Linked DNA regions of Homo sapiens: region 2 is linked to region 1. Evidence: chromatin contacts called from ENCODE Hi-C data. All regions are on one chromosome and are shown on one strand. Each heading gives the region's core, a stretch centred on a gene start or an enhancer-like site at or near the end of the contact. The rest is flanking DNA. Distances are from core to core; before and after follow the strand shown. Region 1 holds the start of SLX4IP (SLX4 interacting protein). Region 2 holds the start of LINC00652 (long intergenic non-protein coding RNA 652).

What was found. A loop is a pair of places that touch in the nucleus more often than their neighbours do. Pooled maps may share reads with other maps.
Region 2: a map of CD4-positive, alpha-beta T cell shows a loop between it and region 1 (12-fold over the local background). The contact joins the promoter of LINC00652 here to the promoter of SLX4IP in region 1. A Hi-C loop is called at or near these places in 4 of 168 maps with a recorded cell type or tissue (CD4-positive, alpha-beta T cell, CD4-positive, alpha-beta memory T cell, CD8-positive, alpha-beta T cell and 1 more) and 5 of 50 pooled maps.

The regions. Positions count from the first base shown.
Region 1 is chr20:10,432,271-10,437,908 of GRCh38, forward strand. SLX4IP (SLX4 interacting protein) reads left to right here and starts at 3,035. Exons shown (of 8, transcript NM_001009608.3): 1 at 3,035-3,183. It overlaps MKKS (MKKS centrosomal shuttling protein), which reads right to left and starts at 1,952. Exons shown (of 6, transcript NM_170784.3): 1 at 1,838-1,952. It overlaps LOC128706665, which reads right to left and starts at 1,952. Exons shown (of 3, transcript NM_001394148.2): 1 at 1,838-1,952. It overlaps LOC128706666, which reads right to left and starts at 1,952. Exons shown (of 3, transcript NM_001394149.2): 1 at 1,838-1,952. RefSeq lists enhancers at 1,799-1,858, 2,749-2,978, 3,139-3,188.
Region 2 is chr20:18,790,984-18,796,621 of GRCh38, forward strand. It overlaps LINC00652 (long intergenic non-protein coding RNA 652), which reads right to left and starts at 3,601. Exons shown (of 4, transcript NR_026883.1): 1 at 3,185-3,601; 2 at 2,682-2,820. It overlaps LCDR (lysosome cell death regulator), which reads left to right and starts at 3,066. Exons shown (of 1, transcript NR_026885.1): 1 at 3,066-5,082. RefSeq lists an enhancer at 2,742-3,281.

The DNA of each region.
Region 1 (5,638 bases), core at 1,785-4,284:
TGCCCAATCCTGCTTCCTTTCTTCCTTGGTAATCATCCAAAAAGTCTTCTCTAGTAAATGTCCTGCCTCTAAATCTCCTCAGAGTCTGATTCTCAGGAAACCCAACCTAGGACAATCTAGAAACATCTTGCTCAATATCAATGTGCAATCACCCCTCAGTATTTGGGGGATTGCATCCAGGACCCATGATGGATACCCAAATCCAGATGCTCAGGTCCCTGATTTAAAAATTGTGTAGTAGGCCAGACGCCGTGGGTCATGCCTGTAATCCCAGCACTTTGGGATGCCGAGGCGGGTGGATCACCTGAGGTCAGGAGTTCAAGACCAGCCTGGCCAACATGGCGAAACACCATCTCTACTAAAAAATACAAAAATTAGCCAGGTGCAGTGGCGGGTGCCTGTAATCCCAAACTTCTCCGGAGGCTAAGGCAGGGAGAATTGCTTGAACCCGGGAGGCGGAGGTTGCACAGTGAGCAGAGATCCAGCTTCAGCCTGCGCGACAGAGCGAGACTCTTTGTCAAAAAAAAAAAAAAAAAAAAAAAAAATCGTGTAGTTTTGTACACAACTTGCCACCTCCTTCCATGTACCTTAAATAATCTCTAGGCTACTTATAATACCTAATACAACGTTAAATGCTATGTAAGTAGTTGTTACACTGCAGTGTTTAGGGAATGACAAGAAAAAAGGTCTGCACGTGTTCAGTACAGATGTAACCATCTTTTTTCCCCCAGAATGTTTTTATTTATTTATTTTCTTAAATAGAGTCTCTGTCGCCCAACCTGGAGTGCAGTGGCGTGATCTCCGCTCACCGCAACCTCCGCCTCCAGGGCTCAAGCGATTCTCCTGCCTCAACCTCCCAAGTAGCTGGGATTACAGGCGTGCGCCACTGCGCCCGGCTCATTTTTTTGTACTTTTAGCAGAGACCGGGTTTCGCCACGTTGGCCTGGCTGGCCCCAAACTCCTGACTCAAGTGATCCGCCCGCCTCGGGCTCCTAAAGTGCGGGGTTACAGGGGTGAGCCACCAAACCCCGCCGCCCCAAAATATTTTCTATCCGCAGTTGGTTGAATTCACACATGCGGAACTCATGGATAGGGAGCGTATTGTTTCTCCCCCATCACTAGAACATGGAGTCAGGACCGTGCAAGTCCCTCTTGGTCACTGCCGTATCTACTAACTCGGCAGTGCTGTAGACACGTGTATATCTGTTTATGGATAAACTGAAGATGTTAATGAATGAATGAAACCGTCATATTGAGTCTCTGAAACGGCAACAGGATTTGGGTATGGTCTTATCGGGGAGGAAGACGAGCATGACCTTAGAGGGTCATCCCTACAAGGTCCACAGCCCTGCAAGCCCCGCGGCTGCTTTCACGTAGCTGGCAGGGCCACGCTGCACAACGTCTCTAACGCCGTCGGAGGGCGGCCCCCACCTCCCGACAGCCTGGGGTACACCGTGCACCCTCCAGACAGTCAGGGGCACACGGGGCCCCTCCCAGCGAGGGAGGGGACGGGGAGTCACAGGTTCGGCGTAGAAGGCGGCAGCGCAGGTGGGAGCGTGGTGAGGCGCCACTCCTCCAGCTCTCCCCACCGGCGGGAAGACCTCCTCGCCGCCCGCATCCGTGCCGACCGCAACATTTACCATCGGCAGCTATTTCAGAGGTCGGTCTTTCGCCTCCTACAGAGAGCCAGCCTCCTCCTTGTCCCCGCCCTCAAATATCCTTCAGTGAGGACACCGGTGACCTTTGGGGGTGGAGAGGGAGGCGCCTACAAGCCCCTTCCCCTCTCTTCGGCCGGACACAAAGCGGGCTTTTCCACCTAGAGTCCCAGCGCTCTCACCTGCGCACCAGCCGTCGCGCCGCCCCAGGCCGCCACCGCCAGAGGCCCCAGAAACAGATCTCAAGCAGCCGCTGCTGCCGCGGATCCCGACAACCTTCGCGTCGCGCGAGGGCACGGAGCACGCGCAGCTCTGCGGTCGACGCCGGGCCGCCCCCACTCCGCTTCTCCGGGTTTTCCGTGAAGCTCCAGCCAACAGCGGCCGTCACCGGAAAAAACGGGGAGCGAAGTTTATTCAGCGTATATTCCAGCAAATTGTTGAAACTGAAATTTTAAAAGAACGCATAAAATTTAAATAACATATCAAAATGGCACAGCTTCTGCCTTTTGGTGAGCGCTTGACAATGATTTATTGAATGAAAGAAAGAAATAGTCCACTGCGCTCTGCTCTCTGTCCTGACATGACCAATTACAAAGCGCTTGGATTTGTCGCTCAGCGCCAGTATCCCGCCTCTCTGTGCGGTTGTCTGGAAAATCAGGATTTTTACTCTCCCGTAACTCCCGGGATCGGGTTTGGAAAACGGACATGCGCCGTGAGAGCTAGTTGCCTTCTACTAAAGCATCCGCCCTCAGTCCTTCCTGAGGGCTTACAGGGAAGTGCGGAGTTTCGCAGCTCGTACTCTTCACAGATTAGATAATTCACCCGGCATTTCCCCATCCTGCTTCTGGGTTCCAGGACAAAACTTTTATTCTCTTTTAACATTAAAAAACATATAGGAAGTTATGTTCAAACATGGCTATTTTTATTAAAATTTATCCGGCACTGTGAAAGCTACCTTTCCTTTCTCACAATCTTTCGCACCGAATATATGTTCCATTCTTGAGCTAGTCATTTTCCAATGTTAAGAAAACACACCACAGAAAAGCGTTTTTTTTTCTCTCGGTCAGTTCAACTGCCTAGCACCGTGAGTTACCATGATACGTTATTTGCTAATGAGAGTCATTGGGGTCCCAGCCTTTAAAAATAGCCTGCGTCCGGCGCCATTTTTGTTTTGGGCCCACTTTGAAAGCCGCGATATTCTGAACAGAGGCCATTTTTCTTTTGGGCAGATTCCACGGGCCATCGAAGTGTTTCGCTGCCATCTTAAATCCTGGCTGTGGCCTCAATCCTGCAGCGAAGCTGCCCAGATCATTTTGTGTTTGGGCGGCGGCTGAGTTCCCAAACGCGCGCGGAGACCCTGGGAAGGAGGAAGTAAGCGCGAAAGTGCTTCCCTTAAGCTTCTGAAGGTTGGCTGCAGTTCCGGCTACCTGTGTAGTCCGAGTTTCCACAGCCAGGTACTACTCCGCCAGTGACCCTGGACAGTAACAAAACATATAAAGCCCGAGCCCAAACCCCGCCACCATCATAGGTAAGCACATGGACCTCTGACAACCTCAGATGTTCCTTCAAGTGAACTGAACTGTTTGCCCATCTCCTCCCTCCTGGTTTTTGGCTTTGATTTTTTGAGACTTTTCCGAATCCTTCTCCCTGTACTTCCACCTTTCTTCATTGTTTTCAAAAAGCCAAAAAGTTGCTAAACATCAGGATGCCATGAGCATGGGCATTACGGTGGAGATATTATTCAGGAAAGTTAACTGTCTTTGCACAAAGGGAATGCAGTAGATGGGCCAGGTATTTGTATCAAATCATGGCTACCTGCATCCAGCAGTACAAATACCTCCCCCTTCCCAGACATTTTTGGAGATGTGAGGTAAATACAGATTGCGTTTGTATATACTTCCCATTCATTCATTTATTCATTGCATTTCTTGAGTACCTAATTTGTGCTAGGCCATAAGGATTCAGGAGTTAGCTAAAAAAAATCCATTAACTCATGGAGCCTACATTTTATCACCTTGACATCTACTAGGTTGAGACAAATAACAGTATTTTATGGTTCTTAGCACTGCTAGACTGTATAAACAAGTATTTGCTTTCTCCTTCCCCTGAACTATTTTTTTTTATTTTTAGTTTTTAATTTTTTTGGCCGGGTGTAGGAATTAATGGTATTGACACTTACTTCTTGGATCCTAGACATAACGATATTTGTAAGCCAGTTGGCTAGCGTTAAAACTAATATTCCAGTTACTTAGGGCCTTGTTGCTCCAAGTTCATTTCACCTACCACCAGCATCAGCATCCCTGGGAGCTTGTTAGAATTACACTTCATGACTCTCACCCCAGAGCTGCTGAATCAGAATCTTCCTCAAGAAGTGTACCTTAAAGTTCAAGGAACATTGATTCAGGGCATGGGCTAAAGATACAGCCCTTTCTTTCTTTCTTTTTTTTTTTAGATGGAGTCTCGCTCTGTTGCCCAGGTTGGAGTGCAGTGGCGCGATCTTGGCTCACTGCCATCTCCGCCCCCCGGGTTCAAGCAATTCTCCTGCCTCAGCGTTCCCAGTAGCTGGGATTACAGGCGCGCGCCACCACCCCCGGCTAATTTTTGTATTTTTAGTAGAGACAGGGTTCGCCATGTTGGCCGGGTTGTTCTCGAACTCCTGACCTCAGGTGATCCACCCGCCTTGGCCTCCAAAGTCCTGGGATCACAGGCCTGAGACATCACGCCCGGCCTGGCCCATTCTTTGTTCAACCCGTGCTTCTTAACTAGATTCACAGTGTATTATCAATTTATTGCATGTTCTAAATGCAATGGATATTTGACAGGTTTTTTTCTGTGCTTTTAGTTCATTGACTTGATGTTAGGGCGTCAATTTAGCTTTCCAAAAAGTTGAAAAGAGATTTTGTCATCCCAATATACTTATATGTAATTTCTGTTATAACATCTGAAATGTAGGGTTTTCTCTGTAAGTCTTAGCATCCAATTTACCACTGGTTTGCGTTTTTTTTTTAAAAGTTGTTTACTGTGCTTCTTGCTTTCTCATATCTTGTATGCATATTTGTACTTTTAATTTGTTAAAAGTTGAACTCAAAAGTTTGCATGTGGACAGCAGTTCAATACTGACTTGGAAAACCTTGGGCCTTGGTTTACCAAAGCTTTTTGTGGCACCTTGCTTTCTTCTGTCTTCCCATTTTATTTTACTTCTTTTATTTTTATTTTTTGAGACAGGGTATAACCCTGTTGCCCAGGCTGAAGTGCAGTGGTGGGATCATAGCTCACTGTAACCTCCAACTCTTGGGCTCAAGCGATCCTTCTGCCTTGGTCTGTCAAAGTGCAGGAAAGCAGGCATGAGCGACTGCACCCAGCTGCCTTCTGTCTTTCTTTAATGAGAAGACTAAATCAAGAGTTCTCAGCCTTGGCTGCACGTAACAATCACCTGGGAGCTTTAAAAACAGACTCCAGCCCTGTATCTGCAGAGATTGAGACCCTCTGGATGAAATTAAAGAGCCAGTAAGGAGTATGAGAAAACAGAAACAACTTTTACGTTTTATGTTGCTATGTTAGATTTTCTCTCCCTTATGGTGTTACTTAAAATAATCGGGATTTTGAAAACCATGAAAAGATCTGGATTAAGAATGTAAGGAACCAGCTTCCCAGTAACTGGTCAACTTGCCAATTATTTGCTCTGTGTCCTAAGAAAGTTGTCCAGCCTTTCTGCTTCTCCTCCCTCCATCTATTAATTGGGAAAAGAAAATAAAGCCACTGTTGTTTTTTATTTAGTTTCATGTGGTGTTGCCAATTGTAGTGAATGTTTATATTCTGTGAGTGTGAGAAAGAAAAGTATTTTACAAGTACAATATTCATTGCTTCTAGTATTAACATACCTCATATTGTGTGTGGCAGTAGAACATGATGGGTTAGGAAATTAACTCTAGAGCTAGACTCCCTGGGTTCAAATTCTAGCTCCTCTACTAATCAGCTTTGTG
Region 2 (5,638 bases), core at 2,351-4,850, 8.4 Mb after region 1:
GTGTTTAACCTTTTGGGTGCACCAACAATGTGCTCCTTAATTTGAAAATAGGGTACAAAGTGTTAGCAAGTGAAGAAGAGTAATCGTTCATCACTCAACTTGACATATCTCCTTTGCAGCAGAGGCAGGAGAAGGGATCCTCTCTGCTCCATTTATTTTGGCTTTCATCTAACTTCTCTGAGAAAGGACCAGATGCTCTAATGAGGGGTACCAGACACTGAAAATATCTGGAGATCAGGATAAAACACGCTGACAGCTTTCCCCTTGAGAAGCCTACCTTCCCTCCAAGCTCCTTAGAGCATTTTATATGCATTACCCAGCAGCAAGTCTTATTATCCTTTTTTTGCAAATGGTAGAAAAGTGATGCAGGGAGGCTGAGCTGAAAAAGCTCACTTGAGGATACCAGGGAAGCCAAATGTTCAGCTCAAAATAGAAACCGAGAACTCTGGGAAACTCAGACAGCATGAGAAGGTCCTTTCATCTCTGGACCCTTCTGTATCTTTTTAGACAATAAGCCTTTCCCTGAAAGAATTTTTCCCCCTAATGACAGGGCTGCCAACTCTCCCTCCAGGATGTTGTAAAAAGGTGACATTTAACTGAGGAAATGGAAACTCTAATTGACTTCTCCTAAAGCAGAAAAATAAGTGGCCTGTATTCCTTCTCTTGGCCAGATGTTTGTAATTGTCCCCTTGGGATTCTACCTTGGGGGAAGCTGAAAGAGGCAAAACAAAATTGTCCACTTGAATTGGTCTACTTACACCCACAAGAATTGTTTTTACTTCGTGGTGGAAGATGTGGAGAGCCCATCCAAGAAGACAGCAATTTCAGGAAGAGGATTCCAGCTCATGTCACTAGCTGCCAGCCCCAGAATCTCTTGCAGTGATAAATAAGGAGCTTGAGGTGAACACTCCATTTTTAGATCTGGATATTTGGAGGCCTGTGCTTATTTGAACCAGTTGTGTTCCTTGCTTTGGATAAAGGAATTTTAGCAGAGATGATGTGAGCAAAATCTTGAAATGTGCTTGTGTAGGATGTCTTGCCCTCTTGTGTTGCAGTCATCATCATGAGAAGAACATGCCCCAGGGAGTCTGTGGGTCCAAGAAGGATGGACCAGCTGAGCTCAGCCTACATGGGCCAACCACTAGCCACTCTGAAAACATGTAATCAAGAAATAATTGTTTACTATTGTGAGCCACTCAGATCACCACTGAGTTTTGTGGTGGTCTGTTATGCAGCACATTATGTTATAATGGACAAATATAGGGCTATTAAGAGTAGAATAAGTAGAGGAGGATTCTTAGCGTGCTGTGGACAATGCTTGCAAAAGTGCTTGGCTTAGGGTAGTCACATAGCAAGCACCTAGTAACTATGAGAGAAATGGAGCTCATCAGGTTGATTGTATATCATATAATTTAAAGGTTAGAGTGAATCACATTAAATATTCTGAATGTCTGGACTGTCTGTTGATATCTTCCTATTAACTGACAGTAACTTTTCTCTCTCTTTTTTTTTTTGAGACGGAGTCTCGCTCTGTCGCCCAGGCTGGAGTGCAGTGGCCTGATCTCAGCTCACTGCAAGCTCCGCCTCCCAGGTTCACGCCATTCTCCTGCCTCAGCCTCCCAAGTAGCTGGGACCACAGGTGCCCGCCACCGTGCCCAGCTAATTTTTTGTATTTTTTCTTTTTTTTTAGTAGAGACGGGGTTTCACCGTGTTAGCCAGGATGGTCTCGTTCTCCTGACCTCCTGATCCGCCCACCTTGGCCTTCCAAAGTGCTGGGATTACAGGCATGAGCCACTGTGCCCGGCCACTTTTCTCTCTTTTTTTGTATCCTTTTCCCATGACTTCTTTACTATCTCTTCCCCAATCAGTATTTCGGTATCTATCTATGACTATCTATCTATGACATCCATCTGTCTATGACTCAGACCTGGGCTGAACTATATACTCGCCACATAGATTCTGCAATTAATATTCTGCTGTATTTGTTTTATGTATATGTCTACCTACGCTTGTATACATCCATCAATCCATCTTATTTTTTGATGCTTTTCAAATAAGTGGCAGACATCAGTGCTCTTCACCCCTATGGTGAATTTTGACAAATGCATACACTCATTATCCCTGAAGGTGTCCTTAGGCCCCTTTCCAGTTAAGTCTACCCCCAACTCCCAAGGTGAACTCTATTCTGATTTTTTTCCCACCATAGATTAGTTTTGCCTGTTTTAGAACTTCATATAAATGAAATTGTACATGGTGTAATCTTTTGTGTCCAGCTTCTTTCATTAGCAAAATATTTTCAAGTACCTGTGTTGTTATAAGGGTCCTCATTTTAAAACGAATAATTTGACAAGATCTTTGCAAACTGATCTTTACTTTAAAATTTTGGACTTCTCTGATGTGTATGTAAATACAGTAACCACCTTTAAATTAAATAGCCTAAATACAGTAACCACTTGAACTAAGCCTCTGAAACAGACATCTCTCCCATGTGTCTGTCAGACCTTGTCTTTCTGTTTTCATGCTCCCCACATCCCCCTACCTTGTTTAGCATTGATAAACATTTCAAAACTGCAGAGGGAATTTATCATATTTGTCTCAAGGGCACAGCGCTTTTGATTTACTGTGTTCAGTAAGATGCAGGGGGCTAACCAACCTCTTAGGATTAACTGCATTTGACTTACCTTCAAAAGGTCATCAGCAGTACATCCTTAGTAGGCCTCACAATAGTGTGTCCACAATACGGGTTAGTGGGAGTGATTGAAAGGCTTGGAGAGTTGTCCTTCTGGGTTTGCTCTGGTTGGGCGATCAGAGTCCATAGCACTGGGTGGGAAAACATGAAAGAAAATAAGTGAAAGTGACATGTTCCTCCAGAATAGCTAAAGGTCAGCGCTCACCCCATTCAACCACTGTATTCCCTAGACTTAGCATGAGGCGGTTTCTAAAAATCAAAGCCACACTTAGCGTGGTAATGTGGCTTTGTACCATGTCAACCTAGCTAAGCGGGAACTACGTTTCCCAGAATTCCTTGCCTGTAGGTTTCCGGGGTTAGCACACGCCACGTGACCTGATGCGGGCTTCGTGAGGCGGAAGTGACGCAGTGTTGTCGTCTCGTAGGCTTGAAAGGTAGGTGCCCGACATTAGGGACTGTCGCAGCCCGGGGAATTGTCCCCATCTGCTGGCTTACCTTGTGGGCGTGGATCCCCTCTAACTTTCCTAATTCCCGGGCGGCCCGCGGGCCTGCGGCAGATTCAGCTCTCAGGACTCCACTTTCAGTTTCTTCCACTTCTGGGGCAGGCTGCTTGTCCTGCCACTCTCAGGCCCCCCACCAGACACGGCAGCAACAGCTGTTCCTAAGTGTTCAACTCGCTCCTTCCCGCAAATGTAGAAGCTCAAATCCCTATAGCAAATTCCATATTCTATGTCATTCTTAATGCTTCCGTCTCTCTGGTTGAATCTAGATTGGATACAATCAGTGATGCACATTTACCAGACAGAGGATGTGCAGCGTTTACTGTTGATTTCTCTCTTTTCCTCCCTATCACCTCAGTTTAGTTCCAGGATCCACACTCCTCCACCATAGTCAGGAGATTCAGGGAAAGTTGGCAGGGTTCAGCTTTCAAGTTGACCCTTGATGAACCATGGTCAATCCTGTTAAGAGGCGTGAAAGCCAATCCCAGCCAATGAGACTGGGGAGAAATCACTGAAGAACTTGTGGAAAACAGACCCTCTGGATAAAAGACACGTGTGGGGAAAAAGGGGCTTTTTAATGTTATTCTGGATGTTTCCCAAAAGTACTGCTGCTGCCTTGCCTCCCTGACAGACACTGGCCTTAGGATGACATGCGGCAGGAAGGAAGGACGGATCTGGGGTTTTTCAAGACTCACTGAGATGCACAAGGAACCAACCCTCAAGTAGCCAACTCGTTCCTGTTTGCATGTGTCGACTGAAAAGAATCAAAATAAACAAAATATAACTATTTCTAAGAGGTTACAACTTGCAGGCAGGAAGCAGGCCTCTACCTGAGGCCATAAAGCATACTTTGAAGGAGAAAAGGTAGGTATTTATGCTAGGTGGAGAGGTAGGATATACGTATTCTGTAGCATACAGGAGAAGCCTATGAAAATTCATGGAGGAAACTCGTTAGAGACACGCACTGGGCTTACATATGAAGAATATCCAAAAGCGGATGACCTGTGTTCACTCTGGGGTGAAGATTTAACATTTAAATGTATTATAATTAGGCTGTAAATGCAAAAAGGTGAAACATAGGGCACAAGTTCACGATCTGTGCAATCTCCAGAGACCAGTCTGATCTAGCCTGCAGCTGGCAGTCATCTGTCAAGAAGGGGCTCTTTGTAGCCCAGAGTAGCTGTCAGGTTGGAACCATAAAACCAAAAGGAGGGCATCGGCGGTTAGGTGAAGAAAAGAAGTCTTTTGGCCTTTTTTCCTCTTCAAGTCAGCTTTTGATAAGATCTAGTAATAATAAGGGGATGGGTGTGGCTGCAGGTGGGACATGTCGGTTCTCTGTCCTGTCACAGCTAAGAACTAAGAACTTTAGAGTCTTTCAGCCATAGAGGGTCCTGTCATCCATTGAAGGGATCAGTCCATTGGGATTTTGCCAGTTTTAGCATTGATGCTGTGTCCTGGGAAACCCCTGAATACTTATCATAGCAGAAGTTCAGCCACTGTAGCCCTACCTCAGGACCGCTTTTATGGGAAAGAATAATTCCTTTAACTGCTTGAGCCATTTGAGTTGTGGCTGCTTTTGGTACTTGTAATAAATTGAAAGCATCTTGAATGTTCTGGGACAGTAAAAGAATGTGCCTTTGTTTCTGACAGCAATTATAAAATCAATTATATGTTTATATTCTAAAAAATGTTTTGAGTAATGCTGACATCATTGGAAAAGTGCATCACTTAGAAAATGTATCTGTGTGTCAATTTTGTTTGTTCAAAATCAGTTTCATTAATTTGTGGGAAGATACACCTTGTACATTTTACCTAATTAAAAAAAATATTGCCAGTTGAGTATACTTGTGATATATTCAAAGATAAATAAACTTTTTCAATTTTAGATATTCATATGTCTTTGGGCCTTTGTTTAGTTTTGTCCTAAAATAGGAATGCTTTTATATGGGCCAGATTCCTGCAGTGATGATATCTGGGAAGGAAGGGAGGGCATGATCTTTGTTCTATGTGTTTAAAAGTCTCAAATGAGTTACTGGGATGTAAAAAATATATTCGCACATGAGTTTGGTACAGTTCGGTGATTTTTTTTTTTTTTTTTGAAAGAAAGAAAGGTTTCCAAGGCTTGACACTGTCCTGTGGGTGTGGTCAATTAATTGCATTATTGGTCCCGACTCTTTACACCTACCCTTTGCCATGTAGCCTGGTAGTGGCCTCTCACTATGACACTAGGATTTCCCATGTGATGTTCTTTGGCCAATAGGTGCAAGCAAAGGTTTGAAGAGCACTGGGGAGTTGGGATTGTTTGCTCATATCTCTGCTTTCATGATGACAGTGTGCCTTGGTTAGCCTGGGGAGAATGAGTGTCACATGGTCCAAGCACCACTATTGCCACAGCTGATGATAAGTCAGATAACTGCCAGATTTAAGTGGGCCCAGAGGAGACCAGAAG